Regions from separate parts of the Homo sapiens genome. Here region 1 is linked to region 2. The links are chromatin contacts, found by Hi-C in ENCODE. All regions are on one chromosome and are shown on one strand. Each heading gives the region's core, a stretch centred on a gene start or an enhancer-like site at or near the end of the contact. The rest is flanking DNA. Distances are from core to core; before and after follow the strand shown.

The links. A loop is a pair of places that touch in the nucleus more often than their neighbours do. Pooled maps may share reads with other maps.
Region 1: a map of Right ventricle myocardium inferior shows a loop between it and region 2 (3-fold over the local background). The contact joins two enhancer-like sites. A Hi-C loop is called at or near these places in 2 of 168 maps with a recorded cell type or tissue (Calu3 and Right ventricle myocardium inferior) and 3 of 50 pooled maps.

The regions. Positions count from the first base shown.
Region 1 is chr5:92,638,459-92,643,332 of GRCh38, forward strand. All of the region lies in intron 2 of LOC105379082 (a long non-coding RNA gene), which reads right to left. Among named protein-coding and RNA genes, the nearest start is that of LINC02058, 300 kb to the right of the region's middle. Within about 2 kb of position 2,858, at least 8 of the 41 ENCODE cell types and tissues checked have a DNase peak (open chromatin) inside an H3K27ac peak, as active enhancers do.
Region 2 is chr5:92,326,997-92,332,671 of GRCh38, forward strand. LOC105379080 (a long non-coding RNA gene) reads left to right here. Exons shown (of 4, transcript XR_007058867.1): 1 at 1-2,375; 2 at 5,453-5,571. Among named protein-coding and RNA genes, the nearest start is that of LINC02058, 610 kb to the right of the region's middle. Within about 2 kb of position 2,100, at least 2 of the 41 ENCODE cell types and tissues checked have a DNase peak (open chromatin) inside an H3K27ac peak, as active enhancers do.

The DNA.
Region 1 (4,874 bases), core at 1,608-4,107, 310 kb after region 2:
TAAAAAGCATCAGTATTTTGCCTATCCAGATCAAAATTGGAGCTAAAAACAAGGACATGGAGTTCTGAGGAAAATATAAACGATCAAAAAAACAATATTTTCGAAGAGAATGAGTGCAAAAGTGGATATAAATGATTTGGAGAAAATTTTTAGCACATCTTAAAAAGAAATATTTATTATTTTTTCATAAAGGTTTAAGATCAACAATCCTCTTATCAAGGAGACTTCTTTAGACCAGTGATGGTTAAAAATTAATTTGACACTGATTTAATTAAAATATTAGGTTTACAGATTTAACATTTTCAGATATAATGTCTTCATAAGGCACTTATATAGGGGTAAAAAAGAGAAGTAATTTAAGATTAGTAGAACATTAATTTAATTAAACCAAATCTTTAATTATTCTTAATTTTCTTTTTTGTAGGAAGTTTGGCCTTTAGTAAAAACTTTTTGCCTTTTGTATCACAGGTAAACATTTCTTGCTATAATTCAGACAGCTGCAATTTGCAATTGTGCCAGAAAACTGTTCTGGTATTACCTAATAGCTGGCTGCTATTAGATAATGTATTTTACATAGATTAGCCTAAATTAAGATCAGGAAGAACATCTTTTTTCCATTTTATTATTTTTTTCATTTTCTGAATGATGAGTAACTGTCAGTGTGTGGACACCTCTTTTCAAGGAATGTGTGAAGCTGTCACCCTGCTATATCGGCAGGACAATCCAGATGTTACACAATATTAAATCTGGGGCTCAGCATCATGATGATTGTCAACTGAGAACAACCTAATCATATGCCTGAGTCTTGGTAAAATGACAATTTTTGGAGAGTTGAAGGATGCCAATAGCTTTTAATATTTCAAACCAATATCTTTCTCGTGTTAAGTTTGCAATATTTTCTCCTAGGATAATATTAAAAATACTTAAAAATCTATTTTGGAAGAGAATTGGCTATAACTTGTGATCAGATTTAATTAGTACTTACAGAAAAAGAATTCTTGTATTTCCGAGGTTTTCTCTTATCATAGCTATCGAGTCTGAGGAATTCTGATCTGAGGACAATGTACGTGCCACACTGGCATCAGAACCTGTTTATGCAGGTAATGGCTGGTTTAGGATACCTCTGAACTGTCACGTACCATTTGAATTAATGAGGCCATACAGGTCTAAGGTCTTGAAAAAGGCCTCTCTAGATTAGGGTCTATTAAACCTGCCACAAGCTGCTTAGTGTTTTAAAAGTGACAACAGAGGCTCTTTGGTTTAGCATTCTTTTCTTTTCTTTTTTTTTTTTTTTTTTAATATTGAAAAAAATAGTTTCCCATTCTATAGTAAACACTCTACTAACTTACAAGAATTTGCATTCTTATAGGATGAAATTCCTACAGATTTATTAGACACTCAACAAATCTTTTAAGAACATCAAAACTCCAAACAAGAAAATATCAAAAATAAAAATTAGGTAGAAAAGCACATTTAAGAAACTGCATGGTAACTTAGTAAATGAGGCAGTTAATATCTTGTTTTATATTAAAAGCAGCTAAATTTTAGCAAATTAAAATAGTAGAAGCCTTAAACAAAGTGGCCTGTTTAATCAGGGATAAGCAGGAGCATTATCCATTATCTCTATTTAGTCAGAATTCAATATTTAGTTGGAAGACTAAAATATCATGGTACATTCATATGAAAAACACAAACATCAACAAATAAAGAAATGATAATTAGCATTCTTTAAAGAGCACTGAAGTTAATATCATTCTCCTGATGATAACTTTATTGTCACAATATTGGCTTTATAGTTTGGTGTGCATTCTTTGTTTGCTTTCTGTATGATTTCAAAACTCTCTTAAATGACTACAGTTTCTCTGAACCATGAATATTATTTCATTAATAGACTTCTGTTTTTGCTTAGGAAAATTTGAGTGTAAAATCAATTTAGTGTTCTCAAACCTATTAGGTGCTTAGCCTTTAATTTGCTGCACATTAACATTAAATGGTCAAAATATGAGGTTATTTTTGGAGTGATTATTATGATGGTGATAAGGCCTGACACTTGCGCCACTTCAAACACGCAACCACCAACAGTTCCATTACAACAAAAGAGCTCCCAGCATAACACATTTTAATAGTCAGAAGAGTTGTGAATTCACAGCTTTGCACAGCAGGTGTGGCTGCACATCTTTGCACCCCTAAATACACTTGCTCATCTAATCTGACAGATTAGACAATGGCACAAAACCCCCATCACCGATGTCTAAACAAAGACTTCATTTCAGAAGAGACAAAGCTTCATGCAGACTGTGTTGCCACTAATAACTTTTCTAAGCGGAAAACAATGTACATTTTACTAATGAAAAACAAATTGCAGCAGGGAAGATGAATGTCTTGGCTTTTCTGACATTTTAAATAATCTGCCCTCCCTTCCCTTTTGTGCCTTTAATATTTACCTTCATATCAATCTTTGTGTAATTTTGTTAATTGGCCATGGTGCTGACATCAGAAAAATGGAAAGCATCACAATCACAGTCCAGGACCTTAAAACCCATGTTGTAAGGGAAAAACAATTTTGCTATTCTTTATAAGCAAAATACATGAGAAAGCAGTACCTTTCATTAGAACCAGAGGTAAGCTGGACTTTGGGGTGCCCACACTACAGTGAAAATACACTCAAAAGGGCTGTAACCTGATTTTCTATGCAATGTCATCACAGCTGAACATTAAAAGTGAGACTGGAGATGTGCATATTTACCATCAGGAACTGGACTGAGCATTAATGGGCTCCGGAGGCTTATTTGGAGGCAGTTGCACTTATCATGAATCAGGAAAAGGAAATAGCAGCCCTGGTGTGCTGTAGGTCAGTCAGAAATGTCGACTTGAGAGATTCATAAATCTCTGGCATGACTTCAGCCACTGACTTTCAGAACCTCCTTCTAGCGTTTTCCTATAATTTAAAGATTATGTAAGGTATATCGTGAGTGTGTTCGATGAAAATATTAATTTAGAGATAAATCCTGTAAGTGCTCTGAAGCCACGGCTTCTGCCGTGCAGTTACACTTCAAACAGGACAGGCTGCTAGTTTTGTCAACAGTAGGAGGTCATGGAAGGCTGCCAAAGAAAACAAACCTTTTTCAGTAAAATACTTTCAGTTCTAAGTAGTCACAGAATATCTCTTGTACTGTTTTATTGCTGATATTTAAACTTTGATAGATTGTCTTTTGCTGACAATTTCTTGAGTCAGAAATCTTAATCATAAAATGAAGTGTGGAACATACACTAGTGAGACAATTAATCACAGCAAAGTCTGTCTGGCAAGTTCAAGTAATTTTCTGGTGTTTTTGCTTTGGCGCCAAGAGGGGAGGGGTATGGCAGGAGGGAGTGGTAAAAGTTATAGGGTAAACTATTTCTCTGTCGTTTTTGTTGTTGTTGTTCCCTGAAAGACTGATGACGTATTTTAGTAAGGAAAATCCTGAGCCTTTGAGAAAAATGACAGAATTTTTCCATTGAAGAAATAGTTTTATTAATAATTATAATAAGGTGCAATGTCATTTTCATTTATCAATATGGTATAATTGATCCTAAAATAAAAGTATTCTGCATCTGCCTCTTTGTGTAATTGGATACAAAATTTAAAATATGAGAGGAAACATGCAATGTATATTCAGATTTGTCATACACTTAATAACCTAAATTGGAAATTAATGCATTTGAAAATATTGCCCAGGTAAAGAATGGTGAAATTTGATGTAATTGATTTCCAAAACCGCCTCTCACATTTAAGGCAAGCATTCTGCTGGATAATCAGTTACTGCAATTTTCATTTGCATTCTCTGACTCTCTTTGATTTGCAAAGATACCTCTTTTGAAAATAAAAATCCATTAATGGCCTTCCATCCTGTGGTTAGAAAATAAAACACATGGTGACTATAGTTATAAACACCAAATTCTATTAAATGGGTACAGGGTACTAGTAAGTACATATTCTGTTTTCATCATTGTTCATAATGAGATATTTGTTTGACTTTTTTTTTTTACCTGTTAGTATTATTCAAGCCCTAAAGATATATAAGAATACATGCAAATTTAAAATAATATAAATGAGGATTTCACATATTCTTAATGATATTCTGGAGTTGTAAAATATAATTAACATCATAGAGTGCCTGGAGTACCCAGGCAGAAACCAAATGAGAATTTAAGTCTCAGTATTACAAGAGTGTTGATGCAAAACTCATAGTTCTCTCTCTCTCTCTCTTTCTCTCTTTCTCTCTCACTCCTTATTTTTTCAGACTACAGTTTAAGTGTTTTAATACTTATCTTGGTATCTTGACTGGTTTTTAAAGTAACCTGTTCATGGAGAACTCTGACACCTCTGTGCAGGCATTATCAGCACAGCGCTATCTGTAAGCTATGCATGGCCACCTTTATTGTTTTACTGTTTTAAAAGCTATGTTCCACTTTCAAATTACATTAAGAATATAAATTTCAACCTCAAAATTATGATTCTGTACAACAGAGGTAGAATGTATGCTTTGTAGCACAGGATCCCTTTTATTTAATATTAAGCATTCATCCTCTCACATTTTTCTATTTTTGAAAACCATTTGAAATGAATAGACATACACCATAGGATTCTAGACCCTGTAGAATCCTAGGGCCTGTGGCAGACTGAAGCCTAGCAGCCTCTTGTACAGACACTGCCAGCAGAATATTTGAAGTTGATGCAGCTTAGGAAGAGGCTGATCTTCACAGAAAAGCCAGAATTTCTATAAAAAAAAAGTTTTTAAAGGTATTTTACCCCTAATCATAGACAAGCATTAAAGATCTTAAAACATGACTGTGATCAGGCATTTTTTTTTTCTGGCATACTTTTTAAGTGA
Region 2 (5,675 bases), core at 850-3,349:
TTTCTATAATGGTTGTACCAATTTACATTCCACCAACAGTGTGCAAGGGTTGTCTCTTCTCCACACCCTTGCCAACAATTTTTATTTCTTGTTTTTTAATCATCATTTTTGTAATACATATTATTTATAATTTTTCAGACTACTATAATTAAACACATTTTGCTCTTTATTGATAATGTGTGTTCTTATTTTGAATATTTATCATTAAACATTGTAATAACACAAATCTGTGTGAATTTTTGTGTGTCCAAGCTTCCTTCTTTAGTACCAAGTGGTCGCTTCCACTTTACTCGTCCATTTCTTGTGGATTTCAGTTTCTAATTCCGGATGGGCTTGAAAATCAGAACACTATTCAGCTTAAGCTTTGAGTGATACAGTAGTTTATAAATTCCTAAACGTGGTTCCAACAAGTGTATTATGTAGCTTTAGCTCATACTAAAGCTGTAAAGTATTTCAGATACCTAGTCCATGAATTTTCTAATAATTTAGGGGAGGTTCCCAAACTGAGGTAGTATTAAAATATTGAGGAAATCAAAAATAATATTTGAGTCATTAAAATCAAAGTAATGAGCAATCAGAGAGATGATTTAAGTCATTTTAGGGAAAAGTTTCCCTTATTACAGAGGAGCATGGTAAATCAATGCATGAGAGACTAAATAATTATTTTAGATGTGTTGTGCAATGTCCAGCAGAATTTAAATCACAGAAAGGTTTACATTTGAACAGTGAAAGATACCTGCAGTATTCATAGATACCTGCGAATAGTTAGGCAAATATGTTTTCAAATAAAATACAAAGTTTACACTTGTTTTGCCTAACACGGTTGTACAGGCCAATGATTAAATGCACCAACTTTGGAATCAAGATTTCCTGGATTCAAATTCAAGCTCCACCATTGGCAAATTATTTAACCTACATGTGCCTCAGTTCCCTCATCTATATGTGGAGGCAATAGTTACACTCTCTTATAATGTTTTTGTTAGCATTGTCAGAAGATAGCTCATGTGGAGCATTTTAGAAGAATACTTATGTTTAACAGCCAACAGGTTTGCTTATTAAACTGTAGAGAAAAATTAAAAAGAAAAATCAAGAAGTTCTTCACTAGTTTAATTTTTCTACAAATGATAAAATGTTTCTGATTATATATGCTATGAATTTGTTTAATGTCTTGTTGAGGCATCTGAAGTGTGTGTGCATGTAAATATTGGCACATTTCTGAACACAATTTACACCGAGCCAAAGAGAGTCACTAATATTTGTTAAATTGCTTTTCTAAAGTGGGAAAAGTAGCATCTTTTCCAAAGGGTGCTTTATTCACACTAACTAATTAAGTGAATGAGCTTTCTGGTTTTAATTAAGTGGAGTGTTTGTATATGTATATGCTTGTTTATATACTCAGCAGCAATAAGGGTGAGATTTTAATATAGAAAGGAAGAAATAGCCACTAAGAAAGTTCAAGCCCATTCAAGTAAAAATCCTAACCTGATAGTTTTAGGCAATGCAAAGTTAATGGACTGGTTTGAATTCCATAAAGTGGTACTTTTTTATCATCTGAAATGGCTCATGGATCTCATATGAACATACCTAATATTTCTGGAGCATTAACTCTTCAGAGGTATAATCACACTGTGTATCAATAAAGATAAAATACGTGATAAGTGAAATTTTGCTTTCTGGCTGCTTTGGGATTATGTGGCTAATGACCATCAGGCAGACACTCAGGCAATTACAATGGGGAGATTTCTTAGCTCTGAAAGCACAGGCAAGATTCCAAAATGTGCAAAACAAGCAGAGCATAGAGTAGGGGCAAAGGTGATATATTCATGGATGAGTGCAAGTTTTGGTTTTCAGGAGTTCAAGGAGCAAGTCTGTTCAGAATATTGTTATAAAGCAGATAGAGGACAAAAGCATAATTGAAATAACCGGAATGTACATAGGCTAACTGCATTGCTTTATGTGGTGTGGTTCTGTGGAAAGATTATTAGACTTACAAGAGTGAGGACTCACAGTTCTGCCAGCAAATAAGCTGAGTGGCTTCAGACAAGCCACTTTACTTATCTCTGGGCCTCAGTTTTCCCGTTTATGGATTAAAGACATTCACAGACATTGGCTGAGTGCCCGCAATGTGCCAGCTATTGAGCTAAACTTGGGATGCTAGAAAAGACAATCCCTTTTCTGGATTAGGAAGTTTACATTTTAAAGATGCAAGAAGGCACTAAACAAGGGCAGTGAGGTACAACAAGCTCTGTGGTTTTATTTCTCCTAAATGGGAGGAAACATAGAGAGGAAGAAAAGTATGCAATCTCAGTTGCAAATGGAGGCAGGGGCTCACCATGTTCTCTGATACGATTGTACCGCCCATTGGTAAGAATCAGGTAATTGTCCTGAGCCTTGTCGAGTTGTTTATTTGTTTGTTTCTTGCAATAGCTTCTAACGTAATTGATCTGCTAAGAATTATTTATAAACTCTCTCATGTAAATGCCCTTACAATTGTCAATGGCTGTAATTCTATATCAAGATCAGTGCTATGGCATCTTTGATATAGCTATGAACTTCAAGTTTTATGTTTAAACTTATAGTATAATTTTTGGAAAAATTATTCAATGGTAATGATGTAAAAAATCAATAGGAATGGAAACATGACAAATGTTTCAACAATTAAAATAAAATATTGCTTTCTGTTTAAAAGAGCATATAGTCACCTTTCAAGTTAAACTTTGGTCTTACAATCTGTTTTAATGATATAAGAGAAAATAAGCTTAATTAGGTTCATTGTAAAGTCCTCAAAAGAGCAGATCAGAATATCGGTCACTACCTTGTGGCCCAGGTAGAATTCCATAGTGCACAAATTACTGAAGCTCTTTGAATATCTGAACAGTCAGAAAACTCTATTTAGAATTATGCATATGACAGAGACTAGAATGTGTTCTAAGAATAGCTTACATCACATCAAGAAGAAAAGCACCAGATGATTACTTTTAGTCAATTCTATTTTTGTACTGTAGGTACTGATAAAAAGCTTCTAACATAACGGAAGTAGCTGTTGCATCACAACATATCATCACATTTTAGAATTGGAAGAAATTGAACATGCATCTAATATAATTCCTTTGGACTAGGTCCGAGAAATAAAAGACACACTCAAGTTCACAGAAATATACAATTCTGACTCTTATATTCAGTGCTCTTACACATGTATTTTGCTGCTTTGTTATATAAAAATAACAGTAAATACAGATTCAAAAGTTTGGGGAACTTGTGAGTTGAAAGAACAAATCATAATAAAGCAAACCTAATAAAAGAAAATCTATATTTACACACATGACTAAATGTCAGCGATTTTTATCTTTACAAAAGGATTCACTGAAAGCTTCTGTTAAGTGGTAAACTATGTTTTTTCAAGACTTTTATTTGTTTGTACTATATTGATAGCACTATACATGTATTACATAAAATATACCTACTCATAAACTGTCTTTGAGTTATTGGAGTGATTTCTGTTCTGAGAATTCTGAATTTGTTAATGGACAGATAATGCAGAGAGAAAACTTGATTAAAGCCCTGGCAACAGATGATACTATGACTATACCTCAACTAAAATGCCATGTCATAAATAGTTATTTTAATATTTATGGTACTTACTTTTGAGTAGGGATATGGGAAAACCTCTCAAAAGCTATCATCCAGGTTTTAATATAAGGAGGAACAAACCTAGGAGAGTACTGGGAAATGGGGAATAAATGTATAGAAGTATCTGGCACTGTTAGTTAGTCAGGAAATAAGACATTAATAAAGAAAATCTTTTTAAAATTTTGATTATCTACATGCCTTATAAAATATCGCTGCTATACAATATATGATAAAATCTGAGTTTTTCTTACATAGTTTTTCTTCCAAATCTTTTCAACATGTTCTTAACATCCATGATGTTTAACAGATCTTAAACATTGTTGAAAATATACCATTTTCAATAATATTGCTGTTTTTCCATTCCTATATATGCCACTAAGTGCCTGCCACTTAGTGGACACTTAACACAAATTTGTTGAATGAATACATGAATATGTGTTGATTTTCAATGTAGGAACAATTTTAAAATATCAAAAAAATTATTCAATTTCTTGGTCTTTAAATAGCTTATTAGAGGAATAAATTCTAACTGAAAATGATAATAACTAAACTTTATTATCTCCTATTTATTACAGGTATTACACAGCAAGTGGGCACCAATATATCATTTCCTCAGTAGTCATAACTGCAATGGATTTTGTTACATCAGTATAGCCAATTTACCAAAGAAGTTTGGTCAAAACATCAAAGAATGCCTTACCAATAATCGGATAGTGCCTTTTAACTGTGTCCAAGACCCTACATACTAAGTAGCTTAGGTTGTGATAATAAAACCTAGATGAACTGCAAACTGCAGTCCAAAACAACACAGGTCATCTCATCTTCTTTGGATAGCTTCCACAACTAAGGCAGCATATGTGGGTCTTATGATTTTAGAATATAGATGACATCGTCTATATGATAGAAGAACTTTAATAAACACCCAAGTAAATATATGGAAACTCACAATTGCTATAATTTTGAAATGTAAGGAATTTGACATAACAAAATAGGATGAATTTTGCCTTTGCAGATCAAATACTTTTCAATGCCAGTCTTTTGATGTTTTGATAGCCTATGCATGTATGTAAGCCATATTTAGAATGCTGCATTGAAGAAGGAATCCGGGCCAGATTACTTGCATTAACTTTGGATGCTCTTTGTTAACTATACTTCTAGAATTACAGAGAAGCCTGAGGCCACATTGAAGGGTAATTGAATGACTTGATTCTTGGTAGTAAATTGCAGAAATTAAAGAATAATTTCCCACACTATGTTTATTGACCTCATGAAAGCTATTAATGTCGTTAAAAGGCCTGGCTGCACAAAGACAGTCAAGTATCATGGTTGACTTAGCTTTTTGCTCCTGTGTCCCTCTAACTATCACAGCTGGGGTCATTACATTCATTCTTTCATTTATTAAATAAATATTTATTGAGTGCCCGCTATATGCCAAGCTTCCCACTTGGTGTAGAAGTGACAAGGAGTGAATGAGATGTGATTCCTTATGCAGCTGAACACTGGTAACTTAGAAGAATCAGATTAATACTAGCCTTATTTGACCTTGCATGCAGACTCAAGTAGCTGTGTAACCCTCTTGACTTCTCATCTCTGAGTCATTGCCTTACTTCTTGGCCTTACTTCCTTATTTTGGGGATCATTTTGTACGTGTTTGCTCTTAGGCACTCCTAAACACTGGAATTCTGCTTCAGATCCTCAGAATTCATGGCATATCATTCCTCCACTATCCTGTTCTCCACATTTTCAGCTAAGCCATCATTAAGCATCTGAATGTTGGTTATTACCAGATTCCTTTGATAGCCTGTTTCTCTTTCATTCTTAGAGGCTGAAAAGATTCTGTTACTGAAACTCAACACTTAGTTGATACCTGCTACAACTTTAACTACTCGTTGACTGTTTACGGCTTTTGCTGTAAGTTGGAGTATGGTGACAAACACACAAGTAAGTTTGCAAAGGCATAGAATATTCATGCCTTAAATAATATCTACCTTAACTTCTAGGCTATATGGTCATTGAAAAATAGAGCTAAGTTGTATTCATCTCTT